Regions from separate parts of the Mus musculus genome. Here all the other regions are linked to region 3. A link is a loop called in an ENCODE intact Hi-C map of the cell type or tissue named here. Cell type or tissue: left cerebral cortex. All regions are shown on one strand.

What was found. Hi-C counts contacts between places; a loop is a spot of excess contacts. Peaks named below come from ENCODE experiments on the same cell type or tissue, not always from the same donor. Only the 100,000 strongest peaks of a DNase experiment are listed, where the experiment ranks them.
Region 1: it touches region 3 in a loop (4-fold over the local background); 7 of 42 quality-filtered maps call a loop at or near these places.
Region 2: a loop joins it to region 3, with 2.8 times the contacts of the local background. A loop is called at or near these places in 15 of 42 quality-filtered maps.

Annotation. Positions count from the first base shown.
Region 1 is chr7:44,359,195-44,367,194 of GRCm38, forward strand. It overlaps 1700008O03Rik (RIKEN cDNA 1700008O03 gene), which reads right to left. Exons shown (of 6, transcript NM_027049.1): 3 at 3,749-3,821; 4 at 3,458-3,578; 5 at 1,856-1,989; 6 at 849-1,187. The coding sequence ends at 992. It also overlaps a transcript of Shank1 not described here. Among named protein-coding and RNA genes, the nearest start is that of Gm39001, 11 kb to the right of the region's middle. In left cerebral cortex, CTCF peaks have their summits at 1,085, 2,058 and 4,111 (motif pointing right); DNase peaks (open chromatin) are centred at 1,001, 1,284, 1,833, 1,948 and 1 more place; H3K4me3 peaks cover 1,550 bases; H3K27ac peaks cover 1,985 bases.
Region 2 is chr7:44,393,840-44,401,839 of GRCm38, forward strand. It overlaps Syt3 (synaptotagmin III), which reads left to right. Exons shown (of 11, transcript NM_001114116.1): 7 at 1,571-1,691; 8 at 1,800-1,971; 9 at 2,064-2,196; 10 at 5,247-5,314; 11 at 5,697-6,191. The coding sequence ends at 5,312. Among named protein-coding and RNA genes, the nearest start is that of Syt3, 14 kb to the left of the region's middle. In left cerebral cortex, a CTCF peak has its summit at 4,915 (motif pointing right); a DNase peak (open chromatin) is centred at 4,928.
Region 3 is chr7:44,480,548-44,488,547 of GRCm38, forward strand. 5430431A17Rik (RIKEN cDNA 5430431A17 gene) reads left to right here and starts at 3,970. Exons shown (of 2, transcript NR_131001.1): 1 at 3,970-4,440; 2 at 4,543-4,866. In left cerebral cortex, a CTCF peak has its summit at 4,763 (motif pointing left); DNase peaks (open chromatin) are centred at 4,750 and 6,647; H3K27ac peaks cover 2,613 bases.

The sequences.
Region 1 (8,000 bases), 120 kb before region 3:
TCTCCCAGATTACGCCCCCATCCTTACAGCATGGCTCCTCCCTCCCCGCACGTTCCCCCTCCCTGCTTCTGGGGCTTGGGAATTAAAGCCACCTCTCCTCCCCTAGGTAGCCCCCTCCCCTGCTGTGGATAAAAGGGGAGAAGGCATCGCCCTCAGGTTCCCCCCTATGTTCAGCTGCCAAAGAAGGGAGCTCCCCTCCTTCCCCCCACCCCATTCCCTATAGCTGTCCCCAGGCGCCCCTGGGGCGCTCCATCCACGAGGGGAGGGCCAGCCCCCTCCCCTCACCACGTCAGGGAAATGCAGGGAACCTTGTGGGAGGGTCACGGGAGGGGGAGGGGTGGCGAGGGCTGGAGAGGTGGTGGCGCTGGGCCCCTACCCGCCCCCTCCCCCTGGTCGGATGCCCCCCGTCCGCAGGGGGCCTGCGCGGCGCCTGTCTATCAAGGGCTTGTTAATTCCGGATGGGTGCCGCGGGGTTGGGGAGGGCGTAAGGGGTGGGGGTGGGGGTGAAGGAGCGGGGAGAGGGAAGGGGGAGGGATTGGATGGGGGAGCGGGGTGGAGAGGAGAGACCAAGCAAAAAGAGAAACAATAGCAAAAGAAAAATATACAAAGCAAAATAAAAATTAAAAAAAAAAACCCTAGAACACACAAATCCAAAAGGGGGAAAAACCTGAAATAAAAGCCCTAGAACTGTCTTCCAAGGGGGCGGGAGGGGACTTGAAAGGAGTTGAGCTCGTCCTGCAAGGTCGCAGGGATAGGTTGTGACCAGGTTGGCGTTTCTGGCCGAGTGGATGAGAGTGGAGGTTCGCCCCGCCCCCCACGCCCAACACGACTTTGCCGAGAGAAATGGCTTTTGTATCAGGTCATTCTTTATAATTAAACTCACAGTATCCACCCCCTCGAGCCGGCCCCGCCTCCTTCCTAGGGAGGCCACGCCTTCTCGTTTCGCCGGGTCTGGGGGCGGGGTGCAGCTGGAACCCGCCCCCGCTGTGCGTCAATCTTCGTCGGCAGGCTCCGCCCCGAGGGCTTCGAGCATGCGCCTTCGGACCAGAGAGCGGCGCAGGTGCAAACGGTAGTCCCCCAGCAGTAAATCGTCGTGGCGCACCAGTGGGTACGCGGTTCCACGGAGGGTGAGCCCGGAGCGCAGCAGGCGTGACCGCGTCTGGAAGTCTGTGACGGTGATGAGCCACCTGTGGGCGAAGTGAAGGCCCAGAGACGTCTTTGGGTTCACCCTGGCCCCCTTCGCTTGCGGGCGTCACTGCGGTCTTCTCAGCTGGATCGTTCACCTCACCTGGGAATGCGCCAGGTCCCGCCCTCGCTACTGTCTCCTCAGACTCCGCTAGAAAAGCCCTTCAGCATAGGACCTGCCCCCACAATGTCATCCTGACTCTGACTCCTCCCTAAATGCTACCCAGCCCAGGCCAGCCCTCCAATGCTATCTTCATTCTGATTTTGCCAAAAGTGCCGCTCAACCTAGGACCCGTCCCTCTGAGTGGTTCTGGGCCTCAAAACTCACTGTTCCCCTTCACCTTGACCTCATCCTCTCACCTCGCCTCTTCTCAACTCACTCTAGGCTCCAAGTCTTTCAGTTGCTTTTAGCTCCATCCCTCACTGGCCTCTACACTCTGACTTCAACCACCAGCCTCCTCTAGGTTCCACGCCCTCTGTGTCCGTCCCCCCACCCCCCCTGTGTCCTCCCCCCTCCGTCCCCCACTGATGCTAGGCTCCGCCCCTCTCCCACTCTCACTCTAATTCCGCCTCCCAGCTCAGTTTATGGAGCATTACGCTCCCTGGCTGCATCTCTCCCAATTACGTTCCTCAGCCTCTCACCCTAGACCACTCCCATGCATGGTCTCACCTGTCCCTGCGGCCCGCAGTACCGCAGATGACATTCATATTCTCGTAGCGGATGCTGTTCACGCGCCCGCTTTCCATGGCCCCGGGCAGCTCGGCCTCCAAAGCCTGCAGCACCTCCACGTGCGTAAAGTCTTCCTGCGTGGGCATGCATCAACTTCAGCCCTTATCTCCTAGGCTGGAGCCTGGTCCAAGACTCCACCTACAGACCCGCTAGGTTATGACACTCTTGTCAAAAGGGGTGACCACAGGTGTCTCTCGGGTGTGAAGGCATCTGCTACTCGAGATCATTCTGAAAAACTAGACTAATTAAATTGTAATAACCGCCCTACAGGGAAACTCTCCCAGAGACCAGCCATGGACAGTGCTTTACAGTTCTGGAGGATTCTATTTGAACAGGTGATTTCAAAGTTAAGGGGCTGCAGTTATCAGAAGGGTCAGAAGAAATTGTTTGAGCCGGGTGTGGTGGCGCATGCCTTTAATCCCAGCACTCGGGAGGCAGAGGCAGGCGGATTTCTGAGTTCAAGGCCAGCCTGGTCTACAGAGTGAGTTCCAGGACAGCCAGGGCTATACAGAGAAACCCTGTCTCAAAAAACCAAAAGAAGAAGAAGGAGGAGGAGGAAGAGGAGGAGGAGGAGGAAGAAGAAGGAGGAGGAGGAAGAAGGAGGAGGAGGAAGAAGAAGAAGAAGGAGGAGGAGGAAGAAGAAGGAGGAGGAGGAAGAAGAAGAGGAATAAGGAAGAAGAAGAGGAAGAAGAGGAAGAAGAGGAGGAGGAAGAGGAGGAGGAAGAGGAGGAGGAAGAGGAGGAGGAAGAAGAGGAAGAGGAAGAGGAAGAAGAAGAAGAAGAAGAAGAAGAAGAAGAAGAAGAAGAAGAAGAAGAAGAAGAAGAAGAAGAAGTTGTTGTTTGAGGAGATGTGCCATAGTGGAAAAGTGCGAAAAACAGCTGTCCAAGTATATATAATCACTGTTGATGGGCTGGCTTCCTGGTTTAGTGGGTAAAGACGCTTACTGTGTGAACCTTATGACTTGAGTTCAATCCCTATAACCTGCTATAGGTGGAAGGAGAGAAATGAGTTGTCCTCTGGCCTCCACCTGTTAGGACAGTCTGGAAGGCCTCTTCCTCCCACCCATGTGCTAACCAGGCCTGCTTTAGCTTCTGAGCTGGAAAGAGATGCCTCGTACCTGGGGCAGTACACTGGGGTCCCTTTCTTAAAGACACCAAGGAAAGGAGAGATGAAATGGGGACAACAGCCCCCCATGAAAGAGTAAAGTCACATAGACTTCTAAAGGGATGCCTTAAAGCTTGCACCTAGTATACAGTAGGTGCCTCTTAACGCCAGACACAAGCAATCATGGTCTCCTCTGTGTGTGTGCGTGTGTGTGATTTTGTTTTTTTGTTGTTCTCTTTGAGACATGAGCTCAGGTAGCCCAGGCTAGTTTCAAACTCACCGTGTAACTGAGGCTGACCTTGAACTGCTAGAGTGCTGCAGTAATGAACACAGATTTACCATGCCCAGTCCTTAACCTGAATTAAACCGCCGGCCACCTCAGGTCTGATCCGCTGATCCCATCACCACCTGAACTGTGCAGAGAGCTGGGCCACTCACCGAAGTCTCCATGCAAAGGCAGAGGGGCTGGGCAGAGGGTGGTTCTGAGAATTTTCGGATACACGGGAGCTCCCGATCCAGCGCCTCATATTCCGAGATGACCTGCCGCAGGTACTGCTTCCTGTGTGTGTGTGGAGGAGAGGGAAAGAAAGAGGAGAGGGGAGGAGAAGGATAGAGGGCAAAGGAAGGGAGGAAGGGAGAACAAGGCAAGGAAAGGGACTCTCAGGTCAGGGGCTGCTGCTGTCACCTCTGCAGGAGCTGTCACAGGTCGCGGGACCAGGGAGTACTCACGAGGACTTGGCAGGCTTGCCCAGGCTCCGAGACATGGACTCCTCCATAGACTCGAGGTCAACAAGGAAGGATCCTAGTAACAAAAGAACCCAGTGTCACCTGCCAAGAACCCTTTGAGGCCATAACTCTTTCCAGAAGAGAATCACCCAGCAGTGTGCATACCACTCAGGAAAGTTAGATCTCAGGGGCTAGGCTCTGAGATATCATCTGGAAGCTACAGGATCCACCCTTCCATTACGGCGCTGAGACTGTTTCCTGGCTAGGTGCAGCCTGAAGGAAGCAATGCAAGAGAAAAATAACACTCTGCACCAGAAACTTTTTTTTAAGATTTATTTATTTCATGTATGTGAGTACACACTGTCTTCAGACACACCAGAAGAGGGCATCAGATCCCCATTATAGATGGTTGGGAGCCACCATGTAGTTGCTGGGATTTGAACTCAGGATCTCTGGAAGAGCAGTTGGTGCTCTTAACCACTGAGCCATCTCTCCAGCCCTCTGCACCACAGTTAATACCAAACTCCAGCCTGCTGGTTGGAACTTGACTGATAAGTTCCTCACATATGACCCCTTTCTTGCCCACTTTACCATTAGCTGATGGGCCTCTCGTTTCCCTTGGCTAGTCATTGGCACACATGACCTATTCTCTCCCTCTTCTCTTCAGCTGTACAGGCACAAGGGTGTCTAGCCTCCCTGAGCAGCTCCTTTGTGGCCTGGCAACCAAGTTCTCACCAACGGTGTAAGCGAGAGGGAGCACTGCAACTTTAGGGTTGTCCACATAGAGGATTGTCCACTGGCTGTGGTAGTGTGCAGACCTGGCAGCACAGCACAAGGAAGGCTGTGGCAAGGGGGTTATCATGAGTTCAAAGGCAGTCAAAGTCACACAGGAACTGTGGGTCAGCCTGTGTCTCACGGGAAAAGTGTGGGGAAGAGAGAGAGGGGAAGGAAGAGGAGGACGGGGAGGAGGAGGAGCAAGAGGAGGAGGGGGAAAAAGAGGAGGAAGAAGGAGGGAGAGAAGGAAGGAAGGAAGGAAGGAAGGAAGGAAGGAAGGAAGGAAGGAAGGAAGGAAGGAAGGAAGGAAGGAAGCTGTTTGATGTTTGGCTCTTCCTTCAGATGGGCTGGAATGTGGATGGAGTAACCCAGCTTCAACCATGTTGGATATGCTGAGCAACAGTGCACTGGACCTTAGGCCCACAAGTTGTCCTATAGAGTTCAAGCAGCCCACAATACACTCTTTGACCCAAATTAATGTCTGCCTTCTTTATGTTACAGTGTTTCAAGGCAGAAGAGAGAAGAGTTGCCCCTGACAGCCCAAGGCTATAAGATGTTCCTCCTGGCCTAATGATTATCCCTGACATCAATTCCAGACAGAGCCACTAGAGCAAGACACTCAGATGAGAGCATGATGCAGTTACATCTGAGCAACGAGCAGACACATAACTATTAAACACTTCAACTACAGGAATTATATAACAGCCCCCACTACCTGGCTCAGAGCTGAGGGCTGGATCTCCCATCAGCACCCTGTGCTGAAAGCCCTCAGATGCTCCAGCTTGCATGTGAAGTAACACACTTCCTTGGTGGGCATGCGTTCTTCTAGATGTGGTGTGGGAATCTGGTTTGATGGCAACATCCCAAGGCCCTTTGTAGCCCTGGCTGTCCTGGAACTTGCTTTGAGGACCAGGCTGTCCTTGACCTGAGAGATTCACCTGCCTCTGCCTCTCTGCCTCCTCTGCCTCTGCCTCTCTTGCTGGGGTTGCAGGGGTACACCACTGCTTTAATCTGCATTTTAACAGAATCCATACCTTACTGCCTCTTTTTCATCTTCCCTTCTGTCCTACTTCAAACACAGATGTTTTCCAGAATGTGTCACTGCAACGGGCCAAGCCCTTCGTGACAGTGCTAGGGACCAAACCTGGGTCTTTTCACAGTGCTGGGCAGGTGCTCCACCACGGAGATGACTCCAGCCCCTCACAGGGGACTCTAGGCCAGCACTTTCTTGTTACTGTACATGCCTCATCATGGCGTGCCACTTTGTCACTTGAAGCAATACCACGTTGTCTCCACATCACTGAGCTGACCAATCTCCCCGAGAATACTGCAGAATCTCTCTCTCTCTCTCTCTCTCTCTCTCACACACACACACACACACACACACACACACACACACACACACACACACACCCTGTGCTTTGCTCAAGTATACCATACAGGTACATTTACCTTAATCAATTAATTAGCTACCCTAATTCCACAATACTTTGTCACTGGTTGTCACCACATTTCTAAGCAGCATGAGGGCCATTTGCTCAACTGTTGTGAGTGTGTGCGTGTCTGTGTGTATAATGTGGGTGTTGGGGTTACCTTTTCTTCACATTGTAGGAAGGTATACCTCTGTATTTTTATTTGTTAATTTTTGTAAATACTGTGAAGGTCGAGGTCAGACAGCCCTCACCTGCCTAAAGGCAATCTAGAATTGTACTGATTTGTTGTAATAAAGAGCTTAAGGCCAGTAGCTGGGCAGGAAGTGGAGGGTGGAATGGGACCCCGAAGATTCAGAGAATGGACCCAGGGAAACAATATAGATGGCAGTGGAGCAGAGAGGCACAGAGCTAGAGGCCCTAGCTAGAGGTCTAAGCTTTAGACTATATAAAAGCCTCCGTGTCATCATCATACCACTGAGACTCCAAGAAGGTACCGCTCTATGCATGTGCACACGTCTGTGTTTGTGTGCACATGTACATGGAAGTCAGAGGCCAGTCTCAGGTGTTGTTCCTAAGGCACTGCTCACTTTGTGTTTTGAGACACAGTCAACCACTAGACTTGCCACTGTTCAGTGAGCCCCAGGGATCTACCTGCCTCAGCCTGTGCAGTGGCAGGATTACAGCTGTGCACCACCACATCTGCTTTGTTGTTGAAAGATTTGCTTTTAATTCTAATTGTGTCTGAGTGTGTGCAGCCCACACACATGTGAATGCCTGCAGAGGTCAGAAGAGGGCATCAGATCTTCCAGAATGGTTGCTAGCTGCCTGGTGTGGGCACTAGAAAGCTCTGCAAGAGCTGCCGAGCCACCTCTCCTGCCCATTTCCTTTTGTTTAACGTGGGTTCTTGGGGGTTGAACGTGGGCCCTTATGCATGCATAGCAAGCGCTTTGCTGACTGAGCCATCTACCCTTTTAATCATGTTTTGAGGCAGGGTCGCAATCTACAGCCCAGGCTGGCCTTGAACTCATGGCGATCCTCCTACCTCAACCTCCTGAGTGCAAGGATGGTAGGTGTGCTGCAGCGTGCTTTTGCCATCAGTGTTGTCATTTTAAATGTATTTTATTTTTAATTTTGTGTGTGCACGTGACTGACAAACGTATGGAGGCTAGAAGTGGGAGTCAGATCTGCTGGAGCTAGAGTTGCAGGTGGTAGGGAGCCACTCTGCATGGGTGATGAAAACTGAGCTTGGGTCCTCTGCAATTGTGAGCTGCGAGCACTGAGCCACCTTTCCAGTCAAAGCCTCAATATTCTTGCCCTAGAATCCAGCAGAGTGCCAAGTGCAGAGCTGGTCCAGGATGAGTGTTACCTGGAAACATCCCAAGGAACATGCGTTGCATCCATTGTGTGATTGTGTGAGCTGCTTGACACCAAACTCTGTCAAACCAACTGGAAATTAAAACAAACCAAAAAATAAAAATAATAAATAAATTAATAAAAACAAGCAAATAGATTGGGATGTAAGTCAGGGATTTATGTCCAGATTTAGACATAAGAATCTAAATAAATACTACACAAGAGAAACTCCTGGAAGATTCATGAATTTTGTCAGCTGTCACCGTAGCCTGGTGGATATATATGTGTCCTTAAAAAGTCCCAGCAATTTGAATGGGGCTAAAGAGGTAGCTCAGTCAGTGGTGTGCTTGCAATTGTGTGACAATTGGTTTTAATTGTGGACTTGACACAATATAGAATCACCTTGGAAGAAAGTTTCAGCCAGGAACTGTCCAGATCAGGTTGTTCTGTGGGTGTGTCTGTGAGAATTGGTTATGCTAACTGAAGTGGGACTCACACCCACTGTGGGCAGCACCATTCCCTGCACACGGGATCTAGACTGTATGAACAAGGGAGGAGACAGCATGCAGAGCAGCAGCATGCATTCATGGGTGGATTCCCTGCTCTCTGCTCTTGCCAGCCCATGTGATATGACCAGCTGCTTCTGGTTCCAGACACCTTCACTTCCCTGATGTCATAGACCTGGGATTTTGAAC
Region 2 (8,000 bases), 87 kb before region 3:
TTCACACTACATCACTGTGACTTTTTCTCCCTGGCCCAGGTGTCACTAGCCAACTCCTTCTCCCCTCCCCCTGCCATAACTTTCACTCCCTACAGCCCCTTGTTCGTTTCCAGACTTCCACATCACCAGGTCCTCTCTGAAGGTCTTAATTCTTCAAATCCCTCCCTTCAAACCCTTTTGTATCCTTTCCTTCTGTCTTCTTGGGGTTCCTTAGGGATCCTACCACCTGGATCTCCAGACATCTGATATACTGGGTTCTCATAGCATCAGGTCAAAGCCCATACCCTTGACTCTCTGATTTTATGGCTCCTGGCATGAGGCCTCTCATTCCCCTGTGTTCCCAGTGCGCTTTGGTCCTCGTACCCAACCCAGTTCCTATCTGTGATCCCTACCAGTTTGGGGGAGCCAGGAGAGGGCAGTTCTGAGCTTCAGTCTTCTCGTGTGTCAGGGATGGGGTGATGCAGGTGCCTTTAGGTCTTCCATAGGAGCTCTTCCTGGTCAGCTTGCTTGTCCCTCAGACTTCGGGACCTAGGAACTCACATTCACACTGCTGCCGCCTGAGGTGCCCACTCAAGGGCCTTGCTCTGTCTCCGCCCCCTCTCCTTCTGCCCAACCCTCTTTCTTACCTGAGGTCTTCACTCACGCTCTCATCCATTCCTTCCCCCACCAGAGTGGGGAAGCAGAAACCATGAGAGAAAGGGAGAAGAGACAGAGAGGCCTAGAGAAGCAAGTGCCAAGGTATGAGCAGACACGCAGTCAGAGGGGACAGGGTGAGTGGCTGGAGGCCATAGAGAAGAGACAGACTGAGCCACACGCAGAGCCTTCTGGCACGGGAAGATTGCTGGAGAGCACAGGAGACACACGAAGAGCAGGATGAAGTTTCCAGGGAGGCAGACTGTTTCTTCCTGGACACTGGAATGAAGCAGTGGCCAGAGTCTGGTGGGGCCCATGCCCCAGGGCCTCCAGCCTCTGACACATACTAATCTAGGCCCTGCTCACAGCCCACTGCTGTCAAAGCCTTTGCCCGGGCTGTTCTCTCTGCTCATGACATCCCCCCCCCCCCCAAGCCTGGCTTCATCCCTGAGCCTTCAAAGCCATCCATGCCCTTAAGCCCCGAGTGTTCCCCTAACTCTGGGCCCCCTGCACTCTGATGACTTAGGCAGAGCATGATTGCTCCCCCTTCTCGATAGGTCCCTACCTCAGTCTCTGACAACTTCTCTCTTTTGGCCTTTGTCTCTCCTGCCCACCAGGTCAGCGCCCCACTCTACCTGTCTGTCCCCCATCCCCCTCTCTGCCTATTTCTCTGGGTTTCTGTCCCTCTCTCTGCCTCTGTCCACCGTCTCTCTCTTGCCAATTCTCTCTCTCCCTTTCCCTGGTCTCTGGGCCCCGCCATCTTCTCTACAGAACAAAACAGGCTTTGATGGTGGACATCTGTGGCAGGGAAGCTATGGGGCCTTGGCGAAGAGTCAGACTGTTGAGGACATGGGAACCTAGCAGTGGTGCAAAGGGTCGGCGGAATGGAGAGAGCCGCAGGGAAAGGCGGTCAGGCTGCCCTCTGTTCCCATTGCAGGAAAAGGCAGATCTCGGAGAGCTCAACTTCTCTCTCTGCTACCTCCCCACGGCTGGGCGCCTCACCGTGACCATCATCAAAGCCTCTAACCTCAAAGCAATGGACCTCACTGGTTTCTCAGGTGTGTCTGGGTTGAAGAAGGTTAGGGTCTGAGAGAGGAGGGCTGAGGCCTGGACCCCCGAGCCTGAGGGACAAGGCCTCTGCTCAGTCCCCTGGCTTCTCTGTACAGACCCCTATGTGAAGGCCTCTCTGATCAGCGAGGGGCGGCGTCTGAAGAAACGGAAGACCTCCATTAAGAAGAACACACTGAACCCCACGTACAACGAGGCCCTGGTGTTCGACGTGGCTCCCGAGAGCGTGGAGAACGTGGGTCTCAGCATCGCAGTGGTAGACTATGACTGGTGAGAGGCACCCATGAGGCGGGACGAGGCGCGGTTGGAGGTGGCTGGCTGCCTCCCCTGACCTTTCCAGTAATCTCTTTCTCAATCTCCAGCATCGGCCACAATGAAGTGATCGGGGTGTGCCGCGTGGGTCCAGAGGCTGCCGACCCACACGGCAGAGAACACTGGGCAGAGATGCTGGCTAACCCGCGCAAGCCTGTGGAACACTGGCACCAGCTAGTGGAGGTGAGTGGAGGCCACCTCTACCACGCATGGGCACCGGGAGTCTGGTGAGGACCCGAGCTGCCTGTGTCTGACTGCTGTGAGCTAGGAGAGAGTCACTCTTCCTGTCTCCTGTTTTCCTTTCTCGGTTCTTCATCCTGTGACTAGCAGCCATGGGGAGGGCCACTGTGAGGATTCAGTTTGTTGAATGTTCCGCAGTGGCCAGCTGCTACTCTTTCCCACTGATGCTAAACACAAAATATAGGAAGAAACTGGGTGATAAGCCGTTTTCCCCTCTCCCTCAGAGCAAGGTGTGAATATTAGTTAGATGGTGGTGGAAAGCCGAGAATGATTTTTTTTTTTTTTGAATGAGTAAGAAAAATATCAGGCAGGAGGGCATAGCCCAGCAACAGAGCGCTTGCTTGTCATGTGCACCACAACACTCACAACAGTCACACATTCAAAAGACAATGTAACAAAATGTCACAGGGTAGTGTCCATTGCAAAGACCACTGCGTGCTGGTTTCTTGCCTAGGGGCTGTGGTCTGAGTCTTTTGAGGTAGAAGGCCTCTGTACAGGCCCTGGGAGAGCATTCTGGAAGAGAGGGCATTGGGGAGAGGCTTAGAAGGAGGTTCAGGGGGGCAAGGTAAGAAGGGGACCCAGGCTGGGGAGACTGGGCAGCTGTGGTCACTTTTAGAAAGAGTGTAATTTATGTGTATGAGTGTTTTGCTTGCTGTGTGTCTGCAAACTATTTGCGTGCAGTGCCTGCAGAAGCCAGAACAACAGGGTGCCAGATCCCCTGGACTCAGACTTACAGATGGATGTGAGCTACCATGTGGGTGCTGGAAGCAGAACCTAGGTTCTCTGGAAGAGCAGCCAGTGCTCTTAACCTTTTATTAACCTCTCCAGACCCACCCAGTGGCCATTTTTTTATTTAGAAGCTGTGCAACCACTTCTCAGCCTTGCGAGAGCTGTTTAAAATAGCCTCTTGGGGCTGGAGAGATGGCTTAGTCAGTACTTGCTGTGCAAGTGTGAGGACCATGGTGCTTAAATTCCTAGAATGAAGGCAAAAGTCAGGTCTGGAGTCACTCCCTAAAAACCCAGCGGGGAGGAGGCAGAGATAGAAGAAACCCTGGGATTCACGGGCCAGCCAGCATAGGCTAATTGATGAGCCCCAGATTCTAGTGATAGACTTGGTCTCAAAACACAAAGTGGGACTGGGGAGACATGCAGTGAGTAAGAGCCTTTGCCATGCACGCAGGGGGTCCTGAGCCTGCATCCCCGGGCCCTATGGCTGCCCTGCCTGTAACCACAGTGTTGAGGGGAAGGGACCGCCAAGTCCTGGGGCTCCAGTGGTGAGGTTCTGGTTCAGGGAGAGACCCTGTCTCAAGGCAATAGGTGAGAGAGCAGCAATAGAGGACCCACATCCTGCTCTGGCCTCCGTATGTGCATAGGCATGCATGCACATAGATGTGGGCACCTACACACCACACATACAGTACACACATGTACACACTACACATACAGCACACACATGTACACACCACACATACAGTACACACATATACAGCACACACATGTACACACCACAATACAGCACACACATGTACACACCACACATACAGCACACACATGTACACACCACACATACAGTACACACATGTATACACCACACACAAGATACATGTGTATACACCATGTACACGTATACACACACACACACACACATACACACTTTTGGGTCCACTGTCAAAGGTGGCCATTTTCTCTGCAAAGACATCCACTTGGAAAATATTGACAACTTTGCTTCCATTGAAGCCAAGAAAAGTCAAATTACTGTAAGTTCTGTTTAGAATAATGTAGATTTCAGTAGCTTAATTTTTGTTTCTTGGTAGTTTTCTATCACTTTGATCTTCTAAGGAAAATTTACCCTTGAACAGTGCATAAACCCAGTGCCTGTCTCACACCTTTAAGACCTCTTGGGAGGTCGAGACAGGGAGTCCCCCTTGAATTTTAAGTCAGCCTGAACTACAGAGTGAGTTCCAAGTCAGACTGGGCTATGGAATGAGTGAGTCTAAGTCTGAGGCTAACCTTTTATCCAAGTCTGAGTCTGACTCTGAGGCTAAACCTAAATCTTGGTTTGAGTCTGAGGCTAACCCTAACCCTGAGTCTGAGCCTAACCCTAAACCCTGAGGCTTAGGCTAACCCCAAATCAATTCTTCTCTCTGTTGAGACTTGTATCCTCCACCACCCCACCACCACCACCCCCGCCACACACACATCCACCCCCCCACCCCACCACCACCCTCCGCCACACACACACACACACACCCCCAACCCCACCACCACCCCCCCCACACACACACATCCACCCCCCAACCCCCCTACCCCCTGCCACACACACACATCCACCCCCCCAACCACCCCCGCCACACACACACATCCACCCCCCCAACCCCCCCACCCCTGCCACACACACACATCCACCCCCCAACCACCCCCGCCACACACACACATCCACCCCCCCAACCCCCCTCCCTCACCACCCCCGCCACACACACACATCCACCAGGCTGAACAGCCAGACCCAGAGCTCAGAGCTGAGATCCTGAAAGATGGAACCCTTCCTTCTGTGAGGACAGAAGCTGTGTCTTCCTGGGCATTCACTGTTGCAATGACCTCACACACTCTACTTCTCTGTAAACTTCCAGTGAGCCACACTGCCACCACTAGGTGACACTGCAGGATGGAGACCTTCGCTGGAGGGCGGGGTTTCAGCCCAAGGTGCTGAGTGTGGCCACAGCCTGACAGCCTGACAACCTCTACCTAGACAGCCCAGCCCTCTGTGGCTCCCCAGTACCTCCTGAGGCCCGGACCTGCCTTATGGCCCCTTTCCATGACCCTGTCTTCCTTGAGTTTTTAGATTGTTATCTTTCAGGCCTCAGTTTTCCCACTGGTAGAATGGATGGTGATGCCATTTCCCAACCCCCCCCTGGGAACTAAGACAGCTTACAGAGTGGGACAGACGAATCCTGCTGGGTAAGGAGGTTGTTCTCTTTCACCCCCAATTCCAGGAGAAGACTCTGAGCAGCTTCACAAAGGGTGGCAAAGGATTGTCAGAGAAAGAGAATTCAGAGTGAGGGTAAGACACAGAGGAGGCAGGTACACCTCTGAGCTCTGACTGGAGGAGGACCACTGGGCCTGGACCCCTGGATCTGAGGGATGGGGGCTGGGCCTGAGGGAGGGAAGCTAGGCCTGAGGGAGGGGGGCTAGGCCCGAGGGAGGGAAGCTAGGCCTGAGGGAGGGGGGCTAGGCCCGAGGGAGGGACGCTAGGCCTGAGGGAGGGAAGCTAGGCCTGAGGGAGGGAAGCTAGGCCTGAGGGAGGAGGGCTGGGCCCGAGGGAGGGGAGCTGAGTCTGAGGGAGGGGATTGTGCCTGAGGGAGAAGTGTTAGGCTCCCTCCATGGTGCTGATACAGCACATGGTTGCATCCTACCCTCTCAGGTCTCTCCTCTTCAATTTTTAGGTCTGGTCAAGGCCTGGGGTTGGACCAGGCACCCTCAGGACCCATCCCTTCCTGCCCGGACTGTGAACTCATCTCCTCGAAGCCATAATGTCCGAGCGGCTGGTGCGGGGCTGCCTGGACCTACCCCTCCTTCTCCTGGAGGTGTGAGGCTAGGAGGCAGCAGGCCCAGCTCCCTGTTTCAGGGTGGGAGGTCCTCGGCCTCCATTGTCTCTCTTCTTATCCCCAGAGTTCCCCCTAGAGGCAAGGGGCCATGCATGTCTGGGGACCCCTGCCCCCAGCCCTCTGTCTGTCTATCTGTCTGTCTCTTTGCTGTTGTCCAAGTCTTGCTGTTCTGGCCTGTGTCCTCACTGTGAATGTCGACAGACCAATCCTTGATGTCCCCTGAACAGACACACCCTCCAGTGTCCACCCCTTCTGTCCCTCCATCTGCGTCTGGCCAATCCCCCCTCTGCCGCTGCTATCATCACCAGAAATAAACACACTCTGTGAGTCTCATCCCACCTGTCTCCCTGGGGCCAGGAGGTGTGCTGGATCCTGAGAGTGTGTGTGACTAGGCCACTAAGTGATTTCTCCAAGCCTTAGCCTCTAAATGATAATTACGGATGGAAACCACAACAGGATTTCCAACTGAAATTAGATGAAGTGACAGAAATTTCTCGTGTGCTTCTAAAAATCCTTCCAGAGACAGACCATCCTAGGTGATGGGCAGCTTGGAGGCTGGCTTGGCCTTCCTCTCCAGAGTATAGGCTGTCTACCCCAGGTCCAGGTGGCATGTTCTTATGCAATGACATCCAAGCAGTTATCTCAGACAGAGGCCTCCCTTATGCAACTATCTTGTCCTTAAGAATTTCACAACTTCTGCAACTGCCCAAACCTAGCTGAACTTAACTCCGGGTTGCAAAGCATTCTGGGAAAGTGACCTCTTGTAATTTGGGTTCTCCTCCATGAGGGGTTTTTCAGCAGCAAGGAGGCATAAGAAGGGGGAAGAATGAGGAGAAGGGAGCATGGGAGAGGACGTTAGCGGAAGTCACCCAGGACCTGCTAAAACTGACCTGAGAGAAGACAGTTTCTGAGAGAATGAAGTGAGCCCATGCCTCCTCAGGTTCCCTCCTACTTGATGGATTCTGCTTCAGCATTGGATGGCCACCTTGTCAATCACTTGACAAGTCTGATAAGCGTGCTATAGGACCCTCCTCATCTCCCCTCACCATTGGTTCAGACACTCTGGGGGACCTCGATCTCCCTTTTCTCCCTATGGCAAATGCATCTCAAATTTATAATGCTTTAGTCAGGAACACAGGGGCCTTCGATGGATGGTCCTTTGAGAAGTGCACAGCAGAGGGGAGGGGTGGGCCTCCAGATGTCTGACACATCTCACCACTACTGGCTCCTCAGAACACATTCACAGCTCCTCATAGATAGCATTTCCCCAAAGTCTTCTACTGTGCAAAATAGAAACCCACAAAGCTGCTACTCTTTTGGTTTGATGGATAGGACTGAGCACACAGGCAATTATCTTTCAGGATCTGAAGTCAGAAGTCAAGATGTATTCGGTGACAGTTGGAGAGAATCCAATCCGTGCTCGTCCCTTGGCAACTGATCGAGGTGGGCAAGCCTGGCCTTGCATAGCTAACATACACCACTCCAGTCTAGTTGGTTCCTCATAGGACTGCCCCTTGTCTCCCAGCTCAGTTCGTTTTGTTTGAGACAGCATTTCATGTGGCTCAGGCTGGCTTGAACACATCAGGTAGCTGAGAATGACCTTGAATTCCGAATCCTCTAGCTTCCACCTTCTAAATGCTGGGGTGGCAAGTGTGCACCACCATCCCTGGTTTTTGAGAAGTTGGAATGGAACCCAGGGCTTATTACATGCTGGGCAAGTCCTCCTGTTGAGCTCTACCCCAGCGTCTCTGCTTGTCTGTTACAAGAACATCTGCTATTGGATGTGAGGACCAGTCTAAAACCAAGATACTCTTATTCAGAGATCCCCAACTCTCCTCTCTTCCCCTTCCCCTCTTCTCTCTTCCTTTCCCTTCCCCTCCCCTCCCCTTCCTCTCCTCTCCTCCTTTTCCCCTCCTTTCTCTCCCAGGCTGACTTTGAACTCATGGCAATTCTCCTGCCTCAACATCCCAAGTGTTAACTAAGATCAGAGCCATGAGCTATCATACTTGGGCCAGCTTCTTTCTGAAGATGAGCAAGTATTCCCTCATCTGCAAACATACAACTTTTGCTCACCTAGTCATCTAGAACTTTGCTATGTTGTACTTCTGCAGTTGGAGACTGAACTCAGGGCTGTGCGAGCTG
Region 3 (8,000 bases):
CTTCCTTCCAATTCTCATTTCCTTCCTCCTTTTCCTTAGTCCTGTCTACCACTACCTCTTCCTCCTCCTCTCCCACTGTCTTTTCCTGTGCTCACTCCCTTGCCCACTCACCTTCTTTCAAGTTTCTCCTTTATCTTCTTTACTCCTGGACAACCCCCCAGTATCATCTTTTTAGTATTTTCCTCCCCCTTTTCTTCTTCCACCAGATCTCTCCTTCACTCCTACCCATCTTTTATTCTTCCTTTTTCTCTTCTTCTCCATCGTTAATTCAACTCTTCTTTCCCTTCTGTTCCTCAATTCTCCTCCTCCCTGCTTCTTCATTTCTTTGAATACTATCCATCTTCATCCCTCTTTCTCTTCATTCCTCTCTTCTACCCTTTCTTTTCCTTCTGTTCCTCCACATGCATCCCTGTGGTTTTCCACACATTCTCTCTCCTCTCTTTCCCCTTCACCCTCTACCTCCTCCTCTGTCTTTCCTTGTCCTTTGGTTTCCTCTACAGTGTCTCATCCAATATCTCCTGCTGTTCTTCCTTCTCTCTGGCATTTACACTGTTTCTGCTTCTGTTTCTCCTAATTATTTCTACTCCGTCTCCTCTATCCCTCCTCTCCTTTAACTGCTCTATCCCCTCCCTTCCCTTTCACCCCTCCTTCTCTGTCTCCTCTATTCCTCCCTTTTTGCTTTCACCTTCATCACCTTCATAATCCCCTCTTCTCCTTGAGCCCCTCTATTGCCTCCTCTTCTGCTCCCCCTCCTTCATCTTTTTTATCCTTTCTCTTCTTCCTCTCATTTATTTCAACTATCCCCCTCTTGCTTCTGTCTGATTCTCTCTTCCTGACTACCTTCCTCTCCTCCTCCTCTATCTCCTCCTCTGCTTCCTCTCCTCCAACTCATTTTCTCCTTTCTTGTCTTCTTCTCTTCCCTCCTCTCCTTAATCTCATCTATCCCCCTTCCTCCTTCCCTCCTATCTCCTCTGCCTCCTCTATTCCCCCTTCATCCTTTTCCTGTCTCCTCCTCCTCTATTCCTTCTGCTTCCTCCTTCACCTCCTGTATCCTCTTCTTCTTTCCCCTTATTGTCTCTATTTCTTTCTCTTCTTGCCTCCCCTCCTACCTCCTCTTTCTCCCCCATCTTCTGCCTTGCTTCTGTTTACAACTCTTCTGTCCTGTCCCCTCCTGTGCCTCTCTCGTCTTCATCTTTCTCCCTTCCCACCATCTTCTCCTCTTCCACCTTTGTCCTCCTTTCTCCTCCCAACTCATTCTACTCTACAACCTTCTCCTCCACCATCACCTCCCAGTCCCCTGCTTCCCTCTCTGCCCATCTCTTCCTCCTTTCTTCTCCTTCACCTCCTGTCCCTCCTTTCCTCTCTCATTTTCTTTTCTTTTCTTCTTCTTCTTCTTCTTCTTCTTCTTCTTCTTCTTCTTCTTTTTTTTTTTTTTTTTTTTTTTTTTTTTTTTTTTTTTTTTTTTTCGAGACAGGGTTTCTCTGTGTAGCCCTGGCTGTCCTGGAAATCACTCTGTAGACCAGGCTGGCCTTGAACTCAGAAATCCACCTGCCTCTGCCTCCCAAGTGCTGGGATTAAAGGTGTGCACCACCATGCCCAGCTCTCCTCTCATTTTCTATGGTACCTTCACACTTTTCTTTATCCCTTTCCCTTTTCTGTGTACCTTATATATACTCTAATTTCTCCATCTCTCCTCCTCCTCTCCCTCCTCTTCCTTCAGATTCTTTAAGAGAGGGCTTCTCTGTGTAGCCCTGGCTATCCTCAAACTTACTCTGTAAATGAAGTTGGTCCGGAACTGAGTCCAGCCTGCCTCTGCCTCCTGAGTGCTAGGATTAAAGGCAGATGCCATGTATGCTGCTCATTCTCCATCATAACTGATATTCCTGTTTCCTGGTCCCATCTGCCCTGTCCTGCCCCCTACCTTTCCTCCTCACCCATTTTCAGTCTTTCCCCCTCTCTCTGGACTCTTCTCCCTCGCCTGCTAGCCCAGTCCTAGTCTCAGAGGATATGGGGCAGGATACCCAGGGCTTGATGTCCTCCTGGATCCCTCCCCACAACCAGACCTCTGTCTGTCTCTGGGTCCTAGCCTGGGGACATAAGGAATGTGATCAAGAGTGCTCAGTCCACTTTGCTCCTCTACCTGCCCAGTCTCCTCCTCTACCTGCCCTGTCTCCTTGCTCGTTTCTCTATCCCCACCTCCTTCTCCCTAGGCTGCCTAGCCCCCCTTTCTGGGCTCTCTGTCCTGTTCTTTTCTGTGCTTGCCCTCATGGCCTCACTGTTCTTTCTGGAATCTTCTTTTGTTCTGTTCTCCATCACTATTCCCTTTCTTCCTCCATTTTCTTTACAACCCAGGCTCTCCCACCAGTGCTGTAACACCACCTCCTCCCCTTTCCTCACTGAAACTTAGAAGCTGTCTCCACCTCCCTTAGCATCTCTGCTGTTTATCTCCCTTGACCATTCAGGCCTTTCTTGTCTCCGATATCCAGTCTCTCCTCCCCTCTTATCTATTCTGACCCAAGGTGCTGATCTCTCTCTCTCTCTCTCTCACACACACACACACACACACACACACACACACACACCCAACTTCTGACTAATTCCCTTTCTGGTTGTCCCTCACTCTGCTCTCTCTGTCCCTCACACTCCTGTGGAACTCCTTCTGGTCTTCCTGTCTCTTTCTTGCACTGACTCCCTATCCTCTCCTGGTGTGTGTGTGTGTGTGTATGTGCATATGTGCACACACAGTATAGGACAGAGGTCAACCTTAGGTGTTACTCATGCTTATTTTGTATGTTCATGTATGCATATGGTGTGCTCACCTGTAAAACATGTGTGAAGGTAGGACATCAACATCTCGTGTCCTCTCTATTGTTTTGCGCCTTAGTTTTTGAACTTGACACCTTCCGATTTGGTGAGTCTGGCCAGCCAGGAAGCCTGGGAATCCCCAGCACCAGGATCACTTACAGGCACTGTCACTGTGGGGGCTGTAATGTGGGTACAGGCAGTGTCACTGTGAGGGCTGTAGTGTGGGTACAGGCACTGCCACTGTGCAGGCTGTAGTGTGGGTACAGGCACTGCCACTGTGCAGGCTGTAGTGTGGGTACAGGCACTGTCACTGTGCAGGCTGTAGTGTGGGTACAGGCACTGTCACTGTGGGGGCTGTAATGTGGGTACAGGCAGTGTCACTGTGAGGGCTGTAGTGTGGGTACAGGCACTGCCACTGTGCAGGCTGTAGTGTGGGTACAGGCACTGCCACTGTGCAGGCTGTAGTGTGGGTACAGGCACTGTCACTGTGCAGGCTGTAGTGTGGGTACAGGCACCTGCCACTGTGTGGGCTGTAGTGTGGGTACAGGCACTGTCACTGTGCAGGCTGTAGTGTGGGTACAGGCACTGTCACTGTGCAGGCTGTAGTGTGGGTACAGGCACTGTCACTGTGCAGGCTGTAGTGTGGGTACAGGCACCTGCCACTGTGTGGGCTGTAGTGTGGGTACAGGCAGTGTCACTGTGTGGGCTGCAGTGTGGGTACAGGCACCTGCTACTGTGTGGGCTGTAGTGTGGGTACAGGCACTGTCACTGTGCAGGCTGTAGTGTGGGTACAGGCACTGTCACTGTGCGGGCTGTAGTGTGGGTACAGGCACCTGCCACTGTGTGGGCTGTAGTGTGGGTACAGGCACCTGCCAGTGTGTGGGCTGTAGTGTGGGTACAGGCACCTGCCACTGTGTGGGCTGTAATGTGGGTACAGGCACCTGCCACTGTGTGAGCTGTAGTGTGGGTAGAGGCACTGTCACTGTGAGGGCTGTAGTGTGGGTACAGACAGTGTCACTGTGTGGGCTGTAGTGTAGGTACAGGTACCTGCCACTGTGAGGGCTGTAGTGTGGGTACAGGCAGTGTCACTGTGTGGGCTGTAGTGTGGGTACAGGCACCTGCCACTGTGCAGGCTGTAGTGTGGGTACTGGGACTCAAACTCGGATCTTGCTGCTTACATAACAAATACTTCATCAACAAACCTGTCTCCCATTTATTTCTCTTCCTGTCTTTCTTCCATCCTCTGGCCTTTGACCTCTCTCCTTCTTCTTCTCAACTTCTTTGCCTTTCTCCTCCGCACCCTCCTTCCCTCCCCTCCCTCCCCAGTTCTCAATGCTGAGAGCCTCTAAATGGGTTCCTCTCCTGCTCTCCCCAGCCCCCTGCCTTGGTGCTGTGAGGTCCTCAGGCCCTGAGAGGGAGGTGGGTCACCAGCAGCCACAGAAAGTCATGGCAGTAGGTTGATCACCGGAAGCATGGCTAAGACTGAGTCCAGGTGTGGCTCAGGCTTTGTGACACTCTTTTTTTTTTTTTTTTTTTTCTGTTTGCCCTGGACACTGGCTGGAGGAATGAGGCCTGGAAGCAGGAAGCAAAAGATCAGCTCGGAGAGAAGGAAGAGTGCTGCCCCAGACACAGCGGGTAAGAGCCAGAACTGTGTGCAATCCTGGGCTGGCCAGCGATGGGCTCTGGGACTCTTGTGAGATTGATGAAGGCTGATGAGGCTGCTCTGTCCCCTGCCAGGTGCCCCATCTTCTTCAGGCATCAGCAATGAAAGACCTCGGCTGACTTCAGTTTTCCAGATGAAAACATCTGTACACCTGCAGGACACTGAAAACCTGCAGCTGCTAGGACAGAGGCTTCTTAGGACTCACCTGCCTTGGAGGACCAACACTGCCCAGCATCTGCCATCTGTGTGTTTGGAAAGGAGCTAATGGGACTCTGTCACCACCTGCTGGCATGGAGTGGAACTGCAACCCAGCTATACTAGGCACTGCAAACTGTTCAAAGAATGGAGGAGTGGTGGGTGGGTATGGAAAATTCTGTAGAAATAAACATGTTTACTCCTAACACAGTAACCTTCACAGCAAGTGCCTGAGACAGGGCCTCCTCATTCCGCCCAGGTTGACCTTGAACCTGATCCTCCTGCTGCCTCTTCCCAGTGCTGGAGTTACAAGTCTGTGCAATCAGGCCTGGCTTCAATCAGATTCTGACAATGGTCTAACACCTCTGCATCTCATTCACACTGAGTCACTCAATGAATGAATGTCTACATTCCAGGGAGAGGACCCAGGTGGACCAGGGGATAGAATGGAAAACAGGTCTTTGATTATGCAAATTTCTGCAAAAAAAAAAAAAAAAAAAAAAAAAAAACGGAAGGTGGGTGCATGCCACAATTAGGGTTTCTATCACCGTGATGAAACCCCATGACCAAAAGCAAGTTGAGGAGGAAAGGGTTTACTCAGCTTACACTTCAGCTTTGTAGTCAACTACTGAATGAAGTCAGGACAGGAACTAAACAGGGCAGGGACCTGGAGGCAGGCGCTGATGCAGAGGGCATGGCGGGCCCTGCTGACTGGTGTGCTCGCCATGGCTTGCTCAGCCTGCTCTTACAGAACCCAGGACCACCAGCCTAGCCCACATCAATCATTAATTAAGAAAATGCAGCTGAAGGTGGTAATGCAGGCTTTAATCCCCACACTTGGGAAGCAGAGGCAGGAGGATTTCTGAATTGGACGCCAGCCTGGTTTATAGAGTGAGTTCCAGGACAGCCAGAAATACAGAGAAACCCTGTCTCGAAAATAAAAATGCTGCTGGCTTTTCTCAGTTGAGGTTCCCTGCTTTCAGATGTCTCTAGCTTGTGTCAAACTGACATAAAACTAGCCAGAAGAGTGGGGGATAGCTAGAAGCCCAAGAATGGCCCCTGTTCTCATCAGAATGTTCCCCTAAGGGTAAGAAGCTTCCAGAATTTCAGGAGCTACAATGGGCAGCAGAGTCCCATACAATATTAAAGCAGCTAAGGACAGGCTAAATGCCAGCCTGAGGCTAGAAGCCAGGAAGAGGACCCTTTCTGGGGAACAGAGAAGGGTATCTATGCATGGGGTAAGGAATGAGGGATAGCCCAACCCCTGATCTACCTTCATCTTATGCCTAAGGCCACAAGCTGGGGAGGGTCCAGGAGAGGACCAAGGGTTAAGCTGGAACCAAGTAGGTAGACAAAGTAGCTGTGACAGAAGGATGGGGGAGGGGGGTGCCTGGTGCACTAATTATGGGTATCAAATGCCAGGCCAGGACAAGGCGGGCTGGGACTTTGTTCTGTAGGTCCTAGAAGCCATGAGGGGCAGCAATGAGTTCAGCTATTGTCAGCCCAAGATGTGATGGACAGTAGGTGAAGAAGCCATGGGTGGGAAGGCCAGGGAGAAGCCACACTGAGGTCCAGGAGGAAGCGGATGAAGCTCTAGGTGGGTGTCTTGCCACAGGGCTACCTCTACAGCAGCCTGGAGGGGCAGAAGTAGTGGGGTGGGGTCTGGTGCAGAGGCTGGACCAGTGACGGCATTTCTAAAACAATACAGAAGTCACTGCCTGGGGAGCTGGGTGGCAGATGAGGCTGCAGTCTGGAGAACCTGGGGACCGTCAGGACAGCAAGGCTGCTGGGGACACTGGTGGGAGCGTGGGCGAGGCAGAGCACGAGTGGGCATGCACCTGTGCACACGCAAGCTCAAATCTCAGTCAGCACGTCATGTGGCCAAGCGGCCTGCAGACCCATGTGGTAAGAGAACAATGCAGGTGCACAGGGCTCCTGCAGCACCAGCCAAGCAAGCCAGAGACTCCTCGATGACTGGCTGCAAACAAAGTAAGCTACTGGCTTTCACACAACCATCCTGCAGGGACTGCTGCTGCTGTCTGTGCAGATGGCAGCTGCCTCCCATGAGGCAGCAGGGAGCAGGGAAACTGGAAAGCTATGTGTGCAGCTACTGCATCCACATCCCTAGACACCCTGGACAGGCAAGGCACTCTCCAGGTACCAATAAGAATTAGTTCAGCCGGGAAGGGCTGCCGGGGGCCTGATGGAGCCAGCAGCTGGAACGCAGGAGCACTGACTGGAAACAGCCTGAAGAGGGCAAGTCAGCGGGTATAGGTGCCGTAACTCCACCCACTAAAAAGTGGACATGGCTCTGCAGGGGACTGCAGGCAAGATGTGCCTGTCACTTTCCAAAAAATTCCACAGCTTTCAATTACCACAAGCACACCCTTGCCAGGACCTGCGTGGAAGTCAGCTGACTACTTGCACCACACGGATCTGGCTTGACCTCAGGTCATCAGGCTTCGTGGCACCTTCACTTGCTCTGAGAGCACATCTCCCATACCCACCCACCCTGTCTCCCTTTCCCCCCTGTTAGTCTTGGTCCTTCTGGATAGTTCCACTCCTGATCATCTCTATAAAATCTAGGAACCCCAAATGAGAGGCTACACACGCACCTCAGCCAGGCTTAATTCATGTACGGGAATATCTCATTGCATCCATTTTCCCGTAAAGAGGGCTTCAGGCTTTATGGCCGAGAACAACTCTCATGTATGTTTGCCCCATCCACTTCTCTGTCACTGGACACAGCGTGGTTCCATGCTCTGCAGTCATCAGTGCGGGAGCTCCTCTGTGGAATCTGACTGCCAAGACTTCAGGGAAACACCCATAAGTGGCAGAGGCAGGTCAAACCTAGCTGGTATGGAAGACCTATCACCAATTCCTTGAGACCCCTCTGTACCGACTTCCACAGAGGCTGGGAGAGTTTGCATTGCCACCAGCAGTGCGTAAGTGTTCAACATCACACACACCCTCACCAGCACTTGTCTTAGCTGGCTGGGGTGGGACGGAATCTCAGTATATGCTTTTGCTGTTTGAACTCAGGGCCTCCTTTGCCTGAGCCACACCCCGGGCCTCACTTCCCCGAAAACCTATGGACATTCATCTTTACTGTCTGTTTTTCATGCTTTGAGGGCAACCTATTCATTTCATGAGCACATTTGCCCACTAGGCTGTTTTAACGTCTATTTAGTTTTTTTAGTTCTTTATATATTATGGATTGTTTGGCAGTGCTGGAAATGGAACTCAGAACCTTCCTTACACATAGTGGGCAAGCATCTAACCACCAGACTACACCCCAGCCCAGAAAGTAGCACCCAAAATCAGACCAAGGGCTCAG